Regions from separate parts of the Homo sapiens genome. Here all the other regions are linked to region 2. A link is an interaction called in ENCODE POLR2A ChIA-PET data of the cell type or tissue named here. Cell type or tissue: MCF 10A. All regions are shown on one strand. Each heading gives the region's core, and the rest is flanking DNA. Links, peaks and the distances in the headings are about the cores only.

What was found. Peaks named below come from ENCODE experiments on the same cell type or tissue, not always from the same donor. Only the 100,000 strongest peaks of a DNase experiment are listed, where the experiment ranks them.
Region 1: POLR2A ChIA-PET joins it to region 2 with 18 read pairs; 9 of 35 experiments call an interaction of 5 or more read pairs at or near these places.
Region 3: POLR2A ChIA-PET joins it to region 2 with 25 read pairs; 16 of 35 experiments call an interaction of 5 or more read pairs at or near these places.
Region 4: POLR2A ChIA-PET joins it to region 2 with 27 read pairs; 18 of 35 experiments call an interaction of 5 or more read pairs at or near these places.

Annotation. Positions count from the first base shown.
Region 1 is chr14:61,660,231-61,665,038 of GRCh38, forward strand. No RefSeq gene overlaps it. Among named protein-coding and RNA genes, the nearest start is that of HIF1A, 33 kb to the right of the region's middle. In MCF 10A, for the core only: no CTCF peak of the experiment used is centred there; a DNase peak (open chromatin) is centred at 2,451.
Region 2 is chr14:61,561,047-61,565,854 of GRCh38, forward strand. It overlaps LINC01303 (long intergenic non-protein coding RNA 1303), which reads right to left. Exons shown (of 5, transcript NR_110416.1): 3 at 4,274-4,342; 4 at 1-4,195. Among named protein-coding and RNA genes, the nearest start is that of LINC03033, 7.1 kb to the right of the region's middle. RefSeq lists an enhancer at 541-1,740. In MCF 10A, for the core only: no CTCF peak of the experiment used is centred there; DNase peaks (open chromatin) are centred at 1,005, 1,975, 3,405 and 3,715.
Region 3 is chr14:61,467,926-61,472,733 of GRCh38, forward strand. The region is part of intron 9 of PRKCH (protein kinase C eta); the gene reads left to right. Among named protein-coding and RNA genes, the nearest start is that of PRKCH-AS2, 75 kb to the right of the region's middle. In MCF 10A, for the core only: a CTCF peak has its summit at 2,744; DNase peaks (open chromatin) are centred at 2,766 and 4,516.
Region 4 is chr14:61,510,334-61,515,141 of GRCh38, forward strand. The region is part of intron 10 of PRKCH (protein kinase C eta); the gene reads left to right. Among named protein-coding and RNA genes, the nearest start is that of PRKCH-AS2, 33 kb to the right of the region's middle. RefSeq lists an enhancer at 2,867-3,036. In MCF 10A, for the core only: no CTCF peak of the experiment used is centred there; DNase peaks (open chromatin) are centred at 1,388 and 2,388.

The DNA of each region.
Region 1 (4,808 bases), core at 479-4,478, 99 kb after region 2:
CCTTACCCTTCCAACGTGCTGGGATTATAGGTGTGAGCCGCCATGTATCCTGACAAATCTTTCTTTTTACTACTCCTTTAAGTGGGACCTGTAGTTGACCCAATACTCTGAACCGAATATATTCACCTGAGAGAGAAAAAAAAAAAAAACTCTGCCACAAATAAAGCAAAACTGTAACAAGAAGCCTTGGTCACATTTGTTGAAGACTAGCATACTGCTGGCTAGTCTGTCCAGATATCTGAGAATGGATTAAATGGCTTTCTGCTGTTCTTTTTAGGATCAAGATGCTATGAAAAGCTTTAGTATTTGATACATTTCAAGGGAGAAAAGGCTGAGTTTACTTATTTTGAAATGCTATGTGTCTTTGTACTTAGGTGAATACATGTGAGTATATTTTAAATTAAATTCCTTTCAACTATTTCAACTATTTTTACAGACATCATTTACTGAGAGGACAAATGGGTAATATAATAAAAATTGCCATGGGTGGAGGTGAAATGTTGTAACTTACAAGCAGTAATTTATCTTCCTGCTGGCATGTCAGGATATGGTGATGACTACACTTGTTGTTCAAATTATTTCCTAGTAACAACCTCAAAGGAAACCATGTTGAGTCTGAAACCATCTTGCATTTGAAAGCCTGTGTGGCCTTCTTACAGATCACATTTTCAAAGAGGTCAGAAGTCAATGTATATGTAGAATTTCAGACACTGTACCATCTTCCACAGGGATTACACTCAGAGGCCTAAACATGTCACAGGAAAAGTTGTTAGACTGTTTAAAGAAAATCAACAACCAGGCACAGTGGCTCATGCCTGTAATCCCAGCACTTTGAGAGGCCAAGGCAGGCGGATCACTTGAGGTCAGACATTCGACACTAGCCTGGCCAACATGGTGAAACCCCGTCTCTACTAAAAATCCAAAAATAAGCCGGGCATGGTGGTGGCGCATGCCTGTAATCCCAGTTACTCAGGAGGCTGAGGCAGGAGAATCGCTTGAACCCGGGAGGCGGAGGTTGCAGTGAGCTGAGATCGTGCCACTGCACTCTGGCCTGGATGACAATGAGACTCTGTCTCAAAAAAAAGAAAAAAAAAGAAAAGAAAATCAACTGGAAGAGGGTAAAAGGAAGCAAAATCTCTCTGCAACATTGGGGAGTGAATTTGCACAAAGGACGTTCCAAAACATCCATGAAGTTGACTGGAAAAAAAAATAGAAATACAAATGTAAAGTTTAAAGGAGCCCATGAACCTAAGGAAACAGATACTGGGGATTTTTGAGCTGAATACAAAACCTCTGAGAAGCAAAAGAAAAAATATGTTTGCCAAGAGGCGTCCTTTCCATATCTAAAGCAAAACCCACAAATACCCATGAGTAATATCATGCAGGTTATGAAGTTCCTATGCAAAACCAGCAACATTTTCATAAACCAGAATTGTTGGAACAGTTGCAGATATTCATTTAAAAAAATCTGACTGTATAACAGCTCTGAAACGCAAAGCTAGGCCACAAAAGTACATTTCACCACATATGTCAATTTTCTTGAACCCTCTCACTATCAGAGTTGCCCAGGTTTTAAAGTTCCAAAGTTAGTAAAGAGACTGTGAATCAGACACTAAAATATGTTCTTCTACTTTGTACTGTAGCAATGCCATATTTAAGAAAAATATGAAAATGAAACCAAAAAGCAAACAAGATTGTGGAATTCCCTGACATTGTATTATATTTTACCAGCAGCCTCTGTATTACACACTGGAATAGCTTAAATGTGTCTTTTTCAATTAATTTCCCTTTTTTTCCAGAAGAATAAAGAAGTACATTTATTACAGTAAATAAAGTTGGCATTGCTCATATTAAACAAACAGGATGTCTGAACTGTATGCATTAAAAGATTTCAGAATGACAAGGCAAGCAAATTACACATATTAGTGCTTATGCTTTCAGAAAGAATGGAATGCTCGGAAAGTACTAAATCACACGTAGGTACTAGAACAAGAAAAAAATGACAAGGGTGTAATTGGTGGTGAGGGTGGGAACTTTTTCTCGCTTAAAATACATTGGGCTCATTTGTGTCTGCAATGCATCAGTTCCCAGTGCAAGAAAAAAAAGCCACGAATATGGACAGACTCAAAGTCTTCTCCAAATGGAAGATCCAAATCAGAACCTTTGAGGAGGTTTGCCTCAGCACCTTCTGTAGAAGTGGTTGGCAGACACACAACTAGACACAAGGTAACATGGTAGAGCAGTGTTGAGAAGAGGATCCGCAGTGGTCTCCACTGCCCTGGCGGTGACCTTCTCCTCTGACTGTTCTGTATGTAACGGGACTGGCTTGTGCAGGCTGTTCAGCAAACCATAGGTCTGGTTTGCTATCCCCTGATCTTGTAGGTCATGTGATTGGACAAGCTCATTTGCCCTTGGGTGGATGGTGTTCAGTGACCCATCTTGCTGAGTCATGCTAAACCTGTTGAGCATGCAGCCTTAGTGCTTTAATGAAAGTGCCCTTCGTTGCATTTAGAAACAGTGACCCACCCTCTCCCTTCTTTGCTCTGTGTCTAAGTGTCATTGACACAGGACAGGGTTCCACACAGGATGTGATTCATATGAGCCAATCTTGAGTAGGTTTCTTGTGGTTTTTAGTTTTGTTTTAGTCAAAAGAAGGGAAACTTAACCATTTCCAATAGGTTTGATGAAGGTAAAAGCATTTCCCTCATTTTTCTGTCCATGCAAAAGAGCATACTGGGAGACCACAAAAGCCAAGGCGATTTGTGGGCCTATTCCCCCATTTCTCCCACCAGGTGTGGGAAAGAAGCAGAAATTTATGGCTTTGAATGGATTCTACAGATGCCAGAGTATAAGAAATTTCTAATCATTAAAAAGACCTCAAACGTGGCCAGGCGTGGTGGCTCACACCTGTAATTCCAGTATTTTGGGAGGCTGAGGTGGGCGGATCACCTGAGGTTGGGAGTTCGAAACCAGCCTGACCAACATGGAGAAACCCTGTCTCCCTTAAAAATGCAAAATTAGCTGGGCGTGGTGGCGGGCGTCTGTAATCCCAGCTACTCCGGAGGATGAGGCAGGAGAATCGCTTGAACCCAGGAGGTGAAGGTTGCGGTGAGCCGAGATCATGCCATTGCACTCTAGCCTGGGCAAGAAGAGCAAAACTCTGTCTGAAAAAAAAAAAAAACCCACAAACTTGTAAGGACCTTTAGAGTTGACCGAACACTTTCACATTAGTAATTTCATTTGTGCCATACAGCTTGCCCATGAGATAAGTCAGGGTTGGCCTCCTCTTTATGTGAGTTGATATTTTTAAAAATTAGAATGTACCGTAATACGCGTCCTGTATAAGTGATGTTCATTGTACAAGTAATTTTCATTGTTCCCCACTAGTGTAGATAAGGAATGTCCATAGGAAATTTTGTAACAGAGGCCATCCTCCAGCCCCCACAAATACATGCCTCACCCTACCCCAGTATATATGGAAGAATATGTTCAAGAGAAAGTGGCTGTTCACACCTTATTTTAATTTTTCTGAAACAGGAAGCAGGCAGAACAGCGGGGAAAAGGGAAGCTAACTCCTTCTTCCCCTTTCATTTTCTCTGGGGCTATGATGCAAAGCAATGCTACAGAATATTTTAACCCCAGCCAATCACCATAAGAGAACACATAATTAAAAGCATCAGAGGTAAGAGTTAAAGAAAATGATTTTCTAAGCTGTTTGCTTGTTTTGAAATAGAGACAGAGTCTCAGTATGTTGCCCAGGCTGGTCTCTAACTCTTGACCTCAAGCAGTTCTTCCACCTTGGCCTCCCAAAGTACTGGGATTACAGGCCTGAGGCAACACATCTGGCCCTAAGCTATTTTTTAAAAGACAATGTTTAACACATGATATGAACATATGTGTGTGGTAAGTAAAGTAGAATGAGATTTCTTTATTTTTTCTTTTTCTTTTCTTTTTTTTTCTGAGACAGCGTCCCACTCTGTCAGCCTGTCACTCAGGCTGGAGTGCAGTGGTACGATCATGGCTCACTGCAACCTCAGACTTCTGGACTCAAGTGATCCTCGTGCCTCAGCCTCCCAAGTAGCTGGGAATATAGGCACCCACCACTATATCCAGTTAATTTTTTTTATTTTTGCTTTTTAGAGAGGAGTCTTACTATGTTGCCCAGGCTGGTCTTGAACTCCTGGCTTCAAGCTGTCCTCCCGCCTCAAACTTTCAATGCGCTAGAATTACAAGCATGAACCACCTTGCTTGGCCGAGATTTCTTTAAATTATTTGCTCTTTGTTTCAGAGTTTTTAAAAGATTACTCCTTATGTATTTTGATGACAAAACTCCCCCTCAGGTTTTGGGCAATTTGTCTCACAGAAAAATCCCCTTTTCTTTCTTTCAATGACGTATCATCACTTGAATTCTATAAATGCTATTGGCCTTTTTGGCAATCATCACAAAACTATTTTTTATTATTTTGAGCATCCTTGAGGATTATTTGAATCTCTCTATATCTATTCTTGTCACATTCTCTCTCTCTCCATCTGTTTGTCTTTATGGGTTCCTCTTTCTCTCTCCATGTCTGTCATTTCACCCTCTCTGACTTTCTCCCACTACACGCTATCCCTTCCCCACCTCATTCCCGTTAACTGATGTCCTTTATGTACCAAGAACAATATCAATTCATAAAACATTTCCCTCCCTGGGCTCCCTCATATCCCTACTCTACTCTTCCCACAGTCTGCCCCAAAATATCTTTTACAAGTGCTTGAAGAGTCACCTTAAAAATCAGGTCATCAGATGTATGCCAATAGTGAAAAAT
Region 2 (4,808 bases), core at 325-4,324:
CAAGGCTGTTTCTTTAAAAAAAAAAAAAGAGAGAGAGACAGAGAATAACTTGTGAACTCTTAATTCTTAATACAAATTACATTTGGTTGAGAGATCAGTATATCCGTATTTCCCCATCTAAAGTTCCCATAGCCATCAGTCAAGGGAGGGAGGAGAAGAAGCACTTTCCAGTTCATCCTGGAGGGGGTGGAGTTCAGACACTGCTTCTAAGAGCAGTCCCCCATCTCTTCACTCACCCTGCTTTATTCCCCAGCCACCCTCACCCTCATTTGATTCCATTTGCCCGGAAGGGATGAGGAAAGTGGAACCAAGGATTTTTATTGTTTGTGTTTCCCACCACTGTCTGTCTCAGAGGCAGAACCTGAGAAGTCTGGAATTTCTCCCTGGTCCTCTCTGCACAGCCCCCAGTGCCACCCGTAAAGATGTCCATTCCAAGTGAAAGCCACTGCACTTCAAAAGCAGCAGAGGTGGGTTCTCCTTCATGTTCCCTGTATGTGAGGGAGAGAACCAAACACCAGGGTCAAACAGAGGCACTTCCAAACCTGTGCCTTATTTCTGGGGAAAAAAAAAAAAAAAGTGAGACTGATTCAGTCTGGGACATGGTAGCTTTCTGTCTCAGAAAGCTGGGCAGGACCAGAGAAAGTGGCTTTGTGAAACGCAGGGACAAAGCTAGCTCAGGGCTCTGCTCTTTCTCAGCAGACCATTAGGGGAATCAGGGCAGGCCTTCCCCTCCCAGCTGACTTGGAGCCACACAGTGGCTTCCATGTGACTCCATGGCCAGTGCGACAAATGCATGGCCTTGGCTGAGGAAGCACAGGGGCTGTGGGGATGACTGGATCCCAGGTCCCAGGAGAGATAGCGAGACATGTTGGAAACACTGTGTCTGGAATCTTGTGCTTGACTGCTCAGGAATGCGTGGTCTGGGTAACTTTCTGGTTTGACTTACAGGAAGGTCTGATGGGGGCAGAGCGGGAATGTTGTAACAGCCCTAGATCACCTTGGAAAAATACTGTTTGCCTGCCAGCCCGGAACTGCCATTCCAGGAAGCAGCTGCTGGTGAATCAGCAGCCTCCTCTTTCCTTGTGGCTCCAGGAAGCACATGAAGGGCCTCCCCCACCTCCTCTCCAGGGAGGGAAATGCCCACTAGCCATATACAGGCTCTTCTGGAAGGGACAGAGGTGGGGACTCCATGGCAGACTCTCCATTCCGCCCCACCCCCCACCCCGCAACACACAAAGGGAGTTGGAAAAGGGATGAGAGACCCCTAAGCCTCAGACTCAGGCTTTTGATGTAGAAAATCATACATGGTTTCTAAGTCTCTTGTCTGGAGTTCACAACAATAAAGCTAGGTAGAAATCTCTACACACTGCTTGGCATGGGTTACATTTGCCTCAACATAATGTCTGTCTCTTACCTGCAGATCCAGCCTGGGGCTGAGAAACTCACAGGAGGTTGTCGGTTGGCTCTGGTCAAGCGGCTGTTTGGGCATGAGTGCCATTTGTACTCAAGGTCAAGGGGCAGCCTTAGTAGGTCAGCTGGAAGAGTCTTGGGAAAAGGTAGGGGGACCGTAATGCCAGCTGTCCATTCCCTCCACGGGCCCTGTGGTGCCTCCACCTGGGTGGAGAGTCCCTGCTTTCTGCCTTTCCATTGGCCAATCTCTGGCCTCCTCCTGAGGTTGCTGCTGTCCCTGGAACAGCTTTGGGCTAGTGGACACAGCAGTTATGCCTCAATTTCCCTATAGCTACATGGAGCCAATTAAACAGTGGACGGATTTGGAGAGGTGGATCATTTCAGATTCGCTCCTGGATTTTCACCCCCACTTAAGAGAGAGCTAAGTCTCCTTCTTTCTTCTCTCTCTCTTTTGCTCTTTTTCTCCTTGTGTGTGTCTGACTCACCTCTGTGCGGTTACATTTAAACACCAGTTTAGATCTCAATGACCCACATTCAGCCTTAGTGACTATGAAAGCAAGGCCATGCTCACTGATGACTCAGGAGAACTGGGGCCTTGAAAGATGAGCTGAGTCAATGAATGTGAGCTGTGGAGTTTTTACCACTCCCCCTCTCCCAATCCTTTTGTAATGTACCCACTCCCTTAGCTTTCTGAGTGTCAGTGTCCTTGGCCTTCCAGGGCTTGTGTGAGTACATGGAGGAATCAAGGGAGAGGTGGGTGAGATGGCCACAACCACCCTCCGCGACTCTTCATCCTTGAGCCTTTAGGACAGGTGCCCCCAGGCTCCATGGGAGGCAGGCAGCTGTGCCGGCTGCAGCGATGTGAACGGGGAAGCCGAGAGGAGGGTGTTGGGACAGGAGCCAGCTCTAAGTAACCTCCTACAGGTGATGGTTTTGGCTTCACCTGTTGGCCAGAGCCCTCCAGCAGAGAGGGGGAATTTATATGCTACTGTGAAACTTCTAGATACACCCGAAGTCAGGGTAGATGAAGGTAGAGGGAAGAGAAGGACCTCCCAAGGACCAGCCCCTGGAGTTCATTTCCTGCCCTTAGAAACAATGTCACCCTCATTTCTCTCCTTTCTCTACCTGCCTTTGCTCGGTTTCCATTCACTGCCTCTGTTACTTTTGGTTGTTTATGGTTAAGTCCAGTGGTTCTTATCAGCCATACTTGGAAACTTGTTAGAAGTACAAATTCTCAGACCCCATCCCAGGCCTACTGAATCAGCAACCTGGGGTGGGGCCAGCAGATCTGTGTTTTAACTAGCCCACCAGCTGATTCTAACATCTGCTCAAGTCTGAGAACCCCTGGTCTCACCTCTCTCTCCAGTTAGGCTACAGCCTCCTAGAAAGTACTGACTTGAGAGGGCTTAGTGTAGTCCTGGGCACCCAAGGACTCAGCTCTGCACAGAAACTGTACCGGGAAAGTAGAAAGAAGATTCAAGGAGGCAGTCTGGTCATGATCAGAGTTTGAACCCAAAGGTTAGGCCCTGGGTTCCAGTTGGGTGACCTTGGCCAAGTCACTTACTTTTCAGACTCTCTGGTTCCTCCTCAGTAAAGTAGATGGAAGAACTGGGTCTCTGGGGTTTGGGTAGTTCTCATGTCTAGAAATCTGGATCTGGCCAGGGCCTGGCTCATGATTCCCCTCCTGCATGTGCTGACTCTGCCCAGCCCCAGTGGAAGAGTCAGCATGCAGGGGAGGAATAACGAGGCAGGCCCTGTGCTTCTCCTGGTCCTCAGGCAGTTATTGTTTGTGAATGTGTGATATGGAGAGGTAGAGAGAGATCTGAATCTAGAAATGAATTAGAAACATATTAGGAGAAGCCAGAGCCTTCAACAGAAATGAAGCCCGTCCTTTGAGTGCCTGTCCCTGGCAAGTTGAAGGTGGAGTCCCTCTGTCAGGAGCTCAGTTGAACTGGGAGAGGGAGCGCTGAGCTGCCAGGTGTCACAATAGTCAATTAAGGCAACAAGCCCAAAACAAAAGAGTCAAGCTTTCAGTCATGTCCTGCAATGGTATAAGCAAGTATCTGAAACCAGAGAAAGCGTGGACTCTCCCTGTTCCATTTCCCCCATGGAACACACAGGGGCCCAGGGTCAAGTAGATCAGCAGGAATGTCGGGTTGGGGTGGTCTCACTGCTGACAGAGCCCTGAACAAAAGGCTCTGGAAGTTTTATGGACTCTGGGGCCGAGAGCAAGGGAGGGGGAAGGCTAGGAGTGGAAGTACTAGATTCTGAGTCATTGTGGGGAAAAGCGGCTTCAAGATTTCTCTCCCTTCCCTGCCCCACCCAAAGAAGGCCTCAGCAGAGGCGCCTAAAGAACACCTCTCCCCAAGGCTTCTGATAAACCCAGGAATGAAGGCTCAGGGGCTAGGAATGCAAATATGTGATGACTACGACCAGCCAGAGAGACCTGAGACCTTGAGAGCTCCCTCCAGAGACTGCCACGCATGGGCTGTGCCCCAAGTCTGGGGTAGGGGTCAGCTTTCCCCAAGTTTGTGGTCAGGCCTGAAAAATCACACACAAGTTTTTCACCAGGAGGCCCAGGGAGATACTATGTGGCCTCTTCTCCCACCTACCTCTTCTGAGCCACGCTTTCCAGCTGTCAGGCAAGTATCAGGGCACCTACCTCTGCACAGAAGGGCAGTGACTTTCTCCAGGTGGAAATCGCTTTTCATCCAAATGTCTAGGCTCAAATCTCTTGGTTCCTGCATTTTAAGTTATGGGTATCTCTGGGAAATAATTGAGAGGACTAAGTACAAACACCCATCAAGCCTTCACATTATTGGCATGTATAAGATTCTGTTAGGTCAAGTGGCATCCTCCTTACCCTTTTTCTGAGGATGACCATGTGTTAATTGCTACAGACCAGAACTGTCTTCCTGAAAGTTGTCCAGGGCTGTGGGAAAAAAGTTGAATATTTCAGTGCAAGTTCTATTGACACTAAAGCTAACACTGAATCACTCACTTATCCCAGCCTATGCTATTTTTTTTTTTTTTTTTTTGACAGGGTCTTACCCTGTCACCCAGGGTGGTTGGAGTGGCATGATCTTGGCTCACTGCAACCTCTGCCTCCTGGGTTCAAGAGATTCTCCCACCTTAGCCTCCTGAGTAGCTGGGACTACAGGCACATGCCACCACATCTGGCTAATTTTTGTATTTTGGTAGAGACAGGGTTTTGCCATGTTGGCCAGGCTGGTCTTGAACTCCTAACCTCAAGTGATCCACCACCTCAACCTCCCAAAGTGCTGGATTACAGGCAGGAGCCACTGCGCCTGGCCTAGCCTATACTGTTTTCTTTATATTATATACTTATATGTCCTGTCTTTTCTATCAGATTGTAAGCTTCCTGAGGACAAAGATGA
Region 3 (4,808 bases), core at 532-4,531, 93 kb before region 2:
CCAGAGAAATTAAACAACTTGCCCCAGATCACACAGTAAGCCAGAGTCAGTGCATGGATTCCTGACCTGACTGTCCTGCCAAATAATATACAAGCCATTTCCATTATATCACAAATAGAAGTTTTGAGTCTCTAATATGTACAACTGAGAATACTGTCATTAGACGGGAATAGAGGCAGTTTTCCACAATAGGTGGTTTTTGGCCTTTTGGGAAATACCTAAGGATATTTCCTCTGATCTGTTTGGAACCAGGTTTCCCCCTTTCCCTGAGCAGTGGCTGCTACAAATACAATCTGGTTTGCTGCGGGTCATTTGTTGCAGTTTGCCTTTGGCTCAGATCAAAATAGAAAATGAGCCAGAACATGGTGTTTCCTGTCTCTGCATGTTCCTACCTTATTCATAGTGTTCCATCTTTTTTTTAGGTTATTAATTGTGGATTTATTTCCATAGTAAGACAGGATCTGACTTTGGGGCCAACATATGTTGGACCCGCCTCCTTCTCTGCTGAAGATTCTCTGAAGACAAAATGTGCATAGGCCTTCTCCAGGATCTGGATTTTTGGGGGATTATTTGGGACCTTTGCTTCTGTCCTCTCCGGCTACCAGGCTTTCTGACCTTCTGTAGCTAAATAGGGCCACAAAAATGAATAGGAATAAGAGAACCTGAAGTTCAAGCTGTGTCTTTGGCTCTGTCTCTTTGGACGCGACTGCCAAGATATTTGGTGTGACAAAAGGATTTGAAATAGTTGGCCTGTTTTTTTCAGTTTGAGGTTGTTCTGTTGTAACTGGTCTTGTTTTTGGTAGCCATCATTATCACTGACAACCTAGAGACTGAGTAGACCGCCACCTCCATGTCTGCTAAGATAGTATAATTTAAATCTTTGATGTAACCAGAACACAACCCAGGTCACACTTTGCCCCTGTGTCTCATGATGACTGAAAGCTTTTGGGGTGATGATTGCTTGGTTATGGTTTTCCTGGACCCAACTTGGAACCCTTAAAGCCTGCCAAGTTATAGATACTCTGGCTTCAGTAGGGCCCTGTATTGAAACACCAAGTGCCAGGACTGCTCAAAAGGTGAAAATGAGATGGGTGTTCTGCCAGGTGGTTTAGTGAAAAATCAGTCAATCCAGGATCCCACTGACTGAATGCTAGGCAAAAGAAACAGTTCTTTTATTTGTTTTCATTTTTTGCAGAGTTGGAGGTCTTGCTATGTTGCCCACACTGGTCTTGAACTCCTGACCTCAAGCAATCCTACTGCCTTGGCCTCCCAAAGTATTAGGATTACAGGCATGAGCCACCGTGCCTGGCTAGAAACAGTTTTTTAAAAACTCATTCTAATTAGGAAGAGAAGACCAATACACATGGAAGAAAAGTGTACAGTAGATAGCATGTAGTAAATATAGTCCTTATGCTACAAAAGGAAAGGTAGTTGAAAATGAACATTGGGTTCTAGGGGAAACTCTTAAGTATGTGCCAGTCTGTGCTCAGAAGTACAACCTGATTGGCTGTGAGACTAAAGCCAACTGATTGCTTTAAGCAGCCCCTCGGGTGTGGGCTGCAGATGGTTCCCTAGGAAGCTGGGTTGAGTCCTGCTGTGATGAGCTGGGACTGCCAGGTAGGACCTGAAGCGGCTGCCAAGGGGCTGCCACCCCACCCTGAAGACAAAATCATACAGTCTAAAAACCTGACTGCTTTGGATCAAAATCATACCCTGTAATATGTTCTAGTTTTTAAATAACTTGGGTTTTCCTTAATTACTTAATCTCTGCTGAGAACCCAGCTGCATCCATCTCTTCTAGGTCCGGAATTATCCACAGCATCTCATGAGCAGAAACAGCCATGTCAACATAAAGTTAGCAGACTCGTCGTGTAGAGAGTTGTGCACTGGCAGGTTAGGGGGGAAGGTGTTCATTCATTCAGCAGATATGCACTGAGTGCTTGCAAGGCATAGGGCTCGCCTTCAAGCCTTGAGGACGCAGCAGTGAGCAAAACAGAAAAGAGTCCCTGCCCTCATGAAACTGACATTCTTTGGGAAGCTTATAAGCCTGAAGCTCATGAACAGATTGTTCATCTTATAGTCTCAGCTGGTGACCCTCCATGGCAGCTGCTCCCTGTGGCAATTCCTGGATTTTCCTTTCAGACAGGCTCAGAGCCGTCATCTGCTTGAAGAGTCTGGGGGGCTTGTCTGAAGCTGCATTTGCATATCAAGTGCTCCGTTATATTTTTTGTAGGATGCAGTGAGATTACTGGGGGGAGGCGTAGCTCGAGTCCTTGGTCCTTGGTACTGTCTCTGGTTAGTGGTGGGTTCTGGGTCACTATTATAGGGGTTGGGAGGTTTAAAGCAAGAGGCAGAATGGCAAGAGTAGCAGCCCCAGTAGGCTGCATTTGCTCCCGTTGCCACTTGCACGATCTTTCTCATCCCGCTGGCAAGACTAGTCTGTTCACTGGCAGCCCCTGCATCAGGCTGTGAGGACGCCCTGTCTACCTCCCGTCTCCATCCCTGTATTAACCCATGTGCTATCAAGAGCGACTGACTCTTTCTTTACAAGGTTCTTTTTCCTTCCTTCCCCGTAAGCTAATAGTTTGGCTCAGGCTCGCCAGCAGACCCTCCCCTTTTTTGCTGGAGGGCTTTGGCATGCCCTGTCTTTTCTTTGGGGCCACCCAGGGAGTTCCTGTTTCCTTTCTGTGGGAGGCTTCCAATTCTTAGTTATAGCAAAAGAGCCTGTATTTTTTAGCTCACTCCTGCCCACTTCTGGTCTTGAATGACTTATGGCTTAGGTGTTACAAATGGGAGTCCTGGAACTCTTCCCAGAATCTCTTAATTCCATTCTTGTGGTATATGACGTTCTAAACATTAAAATGATGTAATATATAACTCCCAACCAAAACAAAAGAGGAGATCCCTGCTAGCCAAATTCTTCCCTCCTCTCCATACACGTTTTTCCGTCGCTGTGCAGTGAATCCTGGGATGTGTTTGTCAGTCAGCTTCCTTGTTCTTCTGGCTCCTCACTCCCCAGGGACCACCGAGCCACAGACTCCACGGTTTTCTCTGAGGGCATGCGAAGTGGAAACTAACCTATCCCTGCAGCCAGCCCAGACCTTCTACAATCATATCTACCAGTGGTGAAAGGCAGTTCAAGATGAGTTGGACACAATCAAGAAAAATAGGGAACAAATATGTCATAGCTCCTCTCTGTCTGCTGTCTATAGAAGGAGGCTAATAGCAGCAGATCTGGTGAGGGCCAGTGGCCCATGGACCTGCCTGCCCCAAGGCAGCAATCATGGGAGTGGGGTCAAGGAAACACTAAGGAGGTACACCTGATAGGACTTTTTAAAGAGGAGTGGCCAGGGTTCTGGCCGGTTTGAAGCCTGGAGAGAATGGAATGGCATGAGTTCAGTTTTGGGGACATTCAGTGGTAAGACTGGTTTCTGTTTTCTCTTCTGGAAGCTCATAGATACAGGATCTGCTCATTCACTTGATTTGTGCCTCTTATTTGGGCTTCAGGACACATCTCTGGCCAATCGCAATTAAAACACCATGCCCAGTTAGCCATCATCGCCACTCAGAGCTGTCTGCTTTACCGGGCTAAAAAAAATGATCTTTATCACCAGTTGTAAGTGACTTAAAAAAAAAAAGTACCCTTCCACATTGCTCAGAACTTTGCCGTCACCTTCTTGACCCTCACCAACAGGTCAGGTTGTTTTAATAATCTAGTGGCTGGTAAGCTTTCATCCTTTACAATTAAAAAAAAAATCACTGATTTGCATAATGCAGTGCCATTTGCCTACTTTGTTGGGGGTGGGGGCTGTCCTGTTCATTGTGGATGTTTAGCAGCATCCCAAAATACCAGCAGCACCTCTCCAGTTATAACAACCAAACATATCGCCAGACATTGGTTCCCAGGGGGGAAGAATCTCCCCTGGCTCCCTTACATGACTGTCAGGTGATTGTCTTTGGTATGAAAAGTCAAATGGGTTAGACGATCACTTTTCTTTTTATAGAAGCCAAAGCCAAATGTGTCAGACCTTCTTTATGAAAATATAAGCGTTATTTTTTTTCTGAGTTTGTAGAAAGGCAAAGTTCCTGTTGGGGGCTCATTACAGCTGTTGGTGCCTGCACTGACAGTGGCATTGTTAGGGATGGAGCCCCTGAGCTCGGGGGAGACAGCGGAAGCGTGCAGCGTCTGTTTAATGTGAGTGAGGGCTGGCATGCTGCTGGCAGCTCTCAACAGTGAAGCCTGCTGCTCGATAAGGCATTATTATCAGAGCCTGGGGGCATCCAGGGAGCAAAAGATTAGCTGACTGAGCATATATCTAAAATGGGTTATTTTTAAAAAGCAAGCAGTACAAATACTGCAGCTTGTCTTGTTTTAGCATTTAATAATTACACTTTCACTTTACCAGCAAGGCATTGAGTCAGTGGCATTTTATGAAAAGCATCCTCCCAAACCTGAACTTTGTGAGTCAGATTCCCATCCTGTGTGTGGTACATGTGGTTGGATTGTACAAACAGATAATCAGAGTTTTGCAAAATGTTTCCCAACCAGCATGGGAAAACGTGCTGATAGCAATATGATTGGGCTTTGAGGGAGAGCCACTTGCTGGCTTTTTTTCTTTTGTTTCCCATACATGGAAATGCCATTTCAACTTGAAATGTGGATACCTTACCAGAGGATTGCTTGAGCCCGGGAGGTTGAGGCTGCATTAGCGAACTGGGACTGCACCACTGCATTCCAGCCTGGATGACAAAGTGAGACTCCTGTCTCAATTTTTTAAAAACCCACACACAAAAAAAACAACAAAACA
Region 4 (4,808 bases), core at 295-4,294, 51 kb before region 2:
CCAGGAGTTCAAGTAGGAGGTCTTCTCATAGGTCAGGCAAGAAACAGTCACAGCTTGGGGCAAGCCAGTAATGGTGGGAAGAGAAAGGAAAAGAGGAGGGGGAGCGATTCACATCGAAGGGAGTCTGATGATGTGGTTGGGGGACCAAGGAGTAGGCGTTAAAGATGACTCCGAGATTTCCAGTGAAGGAGCTTTTAACTGAGTAGGGATAGCAACAGAGTACAGTTTAGTTTTTGTTTTTTTGTGTTTAAAGAAACACTTCTGGTAGTTTTGCCCATAAAGCAGTTAGAGATGCGGCCTGGCTCTCCGGAGAGAGGTGTCAGGATAGGGATTTAGACTGGGGAGCCATCTGTCTAAGGGAATACTTGAACTCACGGGACTCAACTGCAAGGTAAAGTGTCAAGCAGGGCAACTGTGCACAACTGGGCAGATTGGGCCCTGAACAACCCTAGGGAGTGCCACCGTATCCTAGTCATTGTAGATTTGTGCAATGATTGAATTTTCTGGCAGATGGCAGTCAGATGTCTTGAGAAAGGGGCACCTTTTTCTAATGTGCACAAAGGTACCATATGGTGTGGCAGGAATGCTGGAAGTAAACCCAGGCAAGAGCCAAGAACAGAACCTTAGGGAACCAGCTATCCTATAAGGGAGGGTGGAGGAGGAGGAGCCTCCGGAGGAGACACTTAGGGGTGGTGAGAGACTTAGGTAGGATTTAAGTGTTTAGTTGCCTCCAATTTGCCTGAAAATAGAGTCACCACACAGTGAACTCTCATCTTACTTTGGTTTAATGACTCAAGTAGAGCCTCTGCTCATATTATCCATCAGTTCTTCCTTTTCACATAGCCGGTGAGTTTTCCTTGGCACTAGCAAGTGGGATCATTAACTGTCTCCATTTGGTTCGGATGTAGAATTATTAAACCTGTGGTTCTGGTCTTGAGAGCCAATGCCTGGCAGGTGACTGTGGCCCAGGGTGAATACCTGCTGCAAAGCCTCCTCTAGAAGGCCCACTGCAGAGCCTGCCTGGGGAGCTCCTAGGAGGGCAAAGGGCACCCTGCCAGGCAAGTCACCTGTCACACCTGGCTCCAGCCAGCTAGGAGTCAGATTGGGGCAGCCCCCCACCCAGAACTGCCAGAGCCTCTCGGATGGCTCAAGTCCTCACCTCTGAGGGCCTGGCAGGGTGAAGAACGCTCCTTGCCTCCTGAACCATATAAGAAAGAAAAGGCATCCCCAGAGCTATAGCTTGGAGGCTTGGCTCCTTTATGGCATAAACTACAAAGGCGCACAGCCTCCCCGATGTGTGCCAATAAGATGGCATAAATGCTTCTTGTGGAAGAGAAGGCTTGTGCCCTGCCTTGGCACATGATCCTCTGCCCACACATGCTTGTCATTGCTGCTTCCTGGCGCTTGTGACCTCCTTTGCATCAGTGGAAAGTTACAGGAGGAGAGATAGCACCACCTTTCTAGTCAGGAATCTGTCACGCAACCCAGATCAAAAACTTCAAGTTCACTTCTGTGTCAACGGGATCCCGACTCTGTGGGTGGATAGAACATTGTGTGGAAAGGCTGTAAAACTCAGAGTGTAACTGCAGTTTTTATCTGAGTGGCTGGAACTCTAGCTTGTTTATTACCTAGATCAGACAGGTAAAATGTTCTACTTTCAAATAATTCATGTTTTTCAGATCTTGAATTTTGGTAAATTTTTTTCATCAGTTGATTCTGTTTCTTAATTTGAGGAATAGAGTTCCTTTTCTAATGGGAAAATATATCACTTGTCATGTCTGTGGTGCTTTCTTGTGTTCTACAAACTCTACGTGAGCATAGGCTGTCTGGCTCTGGGGATCAGAAGCACTCAGGGAGCTCTGAGGACAGGATTTCATATACTACATCCTGAAACTGGGCAGATGATCACATGACCCTTTTTTTTTTTTTTTTTTTTTTTAAAGCAGGGCTCAGAAGCAGAGAGAGAAAGAGAATTTTTCCACAGCCTCAGAGAGAAAATCCAGGAAAATCCAGGAGTAGAACTCATGAGGCTGAGGTTCTGGAACTGTGTTCCCAAACTGCCTTCTCTGGAAAAAATGCAGAGGGAACCAGCCGATTCCTAGTAAAAAATTTTTGACTTACTGACTTTCAAAAAGAAATGAGTTCCATATGATGGGAATTGCATTCTTTGATTTGGACTTAAAGGATTTTCTGAGCTTTTAAATGGTTTCCTATGTAATATTCCATCTCTTCTGGTTTGGGAGTTTTCCATGAAATGCCTTTTTAAAAAATACCCAAAGCATCAAATGAGCTTTTCAGCTTGATGAAGAACTTAAGAAATTTCATCATTCCTTTTCTTCCTGGCTGACCTTTTAATTTTACACAAGATATACAGGAGTGATTTGTCTTGTCTGGTTTGTAAGGATTTTTAATCACCAGCCACACACATTAGTCACTGGCTTTTGTACCTACAAGCCCAATTTTCTTTGTTTTGGGGGTTTTTTAAATAAGTTTGTTTGTTCATTTATTTGGAGACATGGATCCTGTTCTGTCCCCCAGGCTGGAGTGCAGTGGCATGATCATATCCTCAAACTCCTGGATTCACGTGATCCTTCCACCTCAGTCTCCCAAGTAGCTGGGACTACAGGTACACACCACCACACCCAGCTAGTTTTAAAAAAAATTTTATAGAGACAGGGTCTCACTGTGTTGCCCAAGCTGACACTTACAGTAACAGTAGGATCAGACTGAGAGCTGGAAAAGGAACAGCGCAATGGGATTGGTAGCATAAAAGATTTACCACCAGATGCAGAAAGCAGTTCTCACCATTGCTTCCTCAGTTCCTTAGCATCCACCACGCGCAGAACTTTACACTTTACACTCAAGGGGTGTATGAATAAAGGGAATGCAACCAAAGTTTAAGGTAAGAAACTCAGAGCTTGTTCAGTTCAGTTAGTACTTAATTGGCTACCCAGCCTTGTGCCAGGTACCTTGTTCTGGGGCTAGAGAGCTGAAATAAGCATGGAGAAGATCTGCAGGGAAACCAACAGATGCAATCAGTGCAAGAAATGCTGTCATTAGAAGTGTGTACCAAACACCATTGGAGCACAGGCGGAGAGACACCAAACTTGGCCTAGGAAGGGATGCAGAGGCTTTGGAGACAGAGAAGCTTCAGTTAAGAGTGAAAAAGTCAGCCCAGGAGAGAAATGAGCTCTTCCATTTATCTGTGGTGATAAATCAATGTGTTTTAATTTTTCCTTTTTCAGTCCGTTTAGGACCAATACTTTTTATAAAATGTATTAAAAGTAAATTACTAGAAAAATGAAATTTCCAAATACATATAAAACAGAAGACCACATTTTTATTATTAGATTCAGCGGACTTATATTGTCATGTAGTATGACAGTATGATAGTTTGTCATACTGTCAAATAGTTTCGAAAAACTCTGTGCCTCTACTTTTACCTCACCATGGGTCAGCGCCAGTTTGCAGATGAGCGGCAGTTTGTGGACCACACTTTGAGTAGCATTGCCCTGGGCAGAGGAGGACATATGTGAGGATATAGTGATTGACTGATGTGAGAAATGTGGAGGGAATATCATCGTGTCCCATCCCATCGTTTTACAGATGAGGAAACTGAGGCCCAGAAAGGTGACAGAGCTAAGACCAGAGTCCCTGCTTTCTAACTCGAGACAGTTCTTCTTCTTGTCCTTTGACTAACTCACCTGAACAGTCACCAGATAGCACCAGCATTCCAGCCTGCCTACCCTGCTTCACCCACGCCTACTGCCTCTGAAGAAAGGGAAGAATCTGTGTCCATCAGAACATGCCGGGGATACCAGGACACCAGCCTGCTGCCCAACCTGGCTGACCCGTCTGCTCACGGACCCTGTCTTAATGACAGAAGCCACTCCAAGAGTTCACTGTGTCCTGCAGTAGCCAGTTAAATTCATGTAAATCCTGTTTGGGCAGTCAGTGGAATTTTTAATACTCTTCTCCTTTAAAAAAAAAAAAAAAAAAAGGAACAAAGGTTTTTCTCATCTATAAGCCAAACATGAGCAGGCAGTCACCAAGCAGGGCAAATTGTTATCTCTTGGAATCAGTTTGGTTCTAGACTGGTCTTGAAGGATTGACGCCTGGTCTGGGGTGGACTTGAGAGCCACAGAGTATGCTGTCCTGGTCTTAGGTCATCCCCAAGACAGGGGACCTCTGCAGGCAATAGCAGCTTCACGTTGGCTGTAGAGGTCCCAGATGGGTCCCAGGGTCCCAGCACAAACCAGAATCCACCCAGCTCCCCCCACATCCTCCCTAATCCTTCCTCACTGCGGTCTCCTGGGAACCTGGCCAAACCCAATGGTCAGGGAGGGAGTTGCTGTTCAGATTAATAGCCATTTATTATGGGCCTGGTATTTGCAAAGCACTGTGTTAGGCACTGAAGGGAACCCCGAAATATAAAGATATAGAAACGAAGGCAATGAGTCTCCTCATGGATATTGCATTTTAGGTGGAGAAATAAGTCATATAACAGCCCAGACGGGATTTTGAAATTTGTTCTCTCTGCCTGCCTCTTTTGGTCCCCATGACCAAGGAAGGCAAACACCAGTGCAGTGGCATTGATATAAATTCTTAAATGTGAACATGGCACTTGGAGTTGATTGCTTATTTGTGAAAATACATGATAAAAATATTCATAGATTCAGACATGTCAAAAAGATTCCTTCATTTATCACAGAGTTGTTTATAACAGTGAAAAATTTAAGAAGTCTGCAGGTGGCCTTGCATGGTCTGGGTGTTATCACACCACTGAGTGTCAAACCAGCATCTGCTGT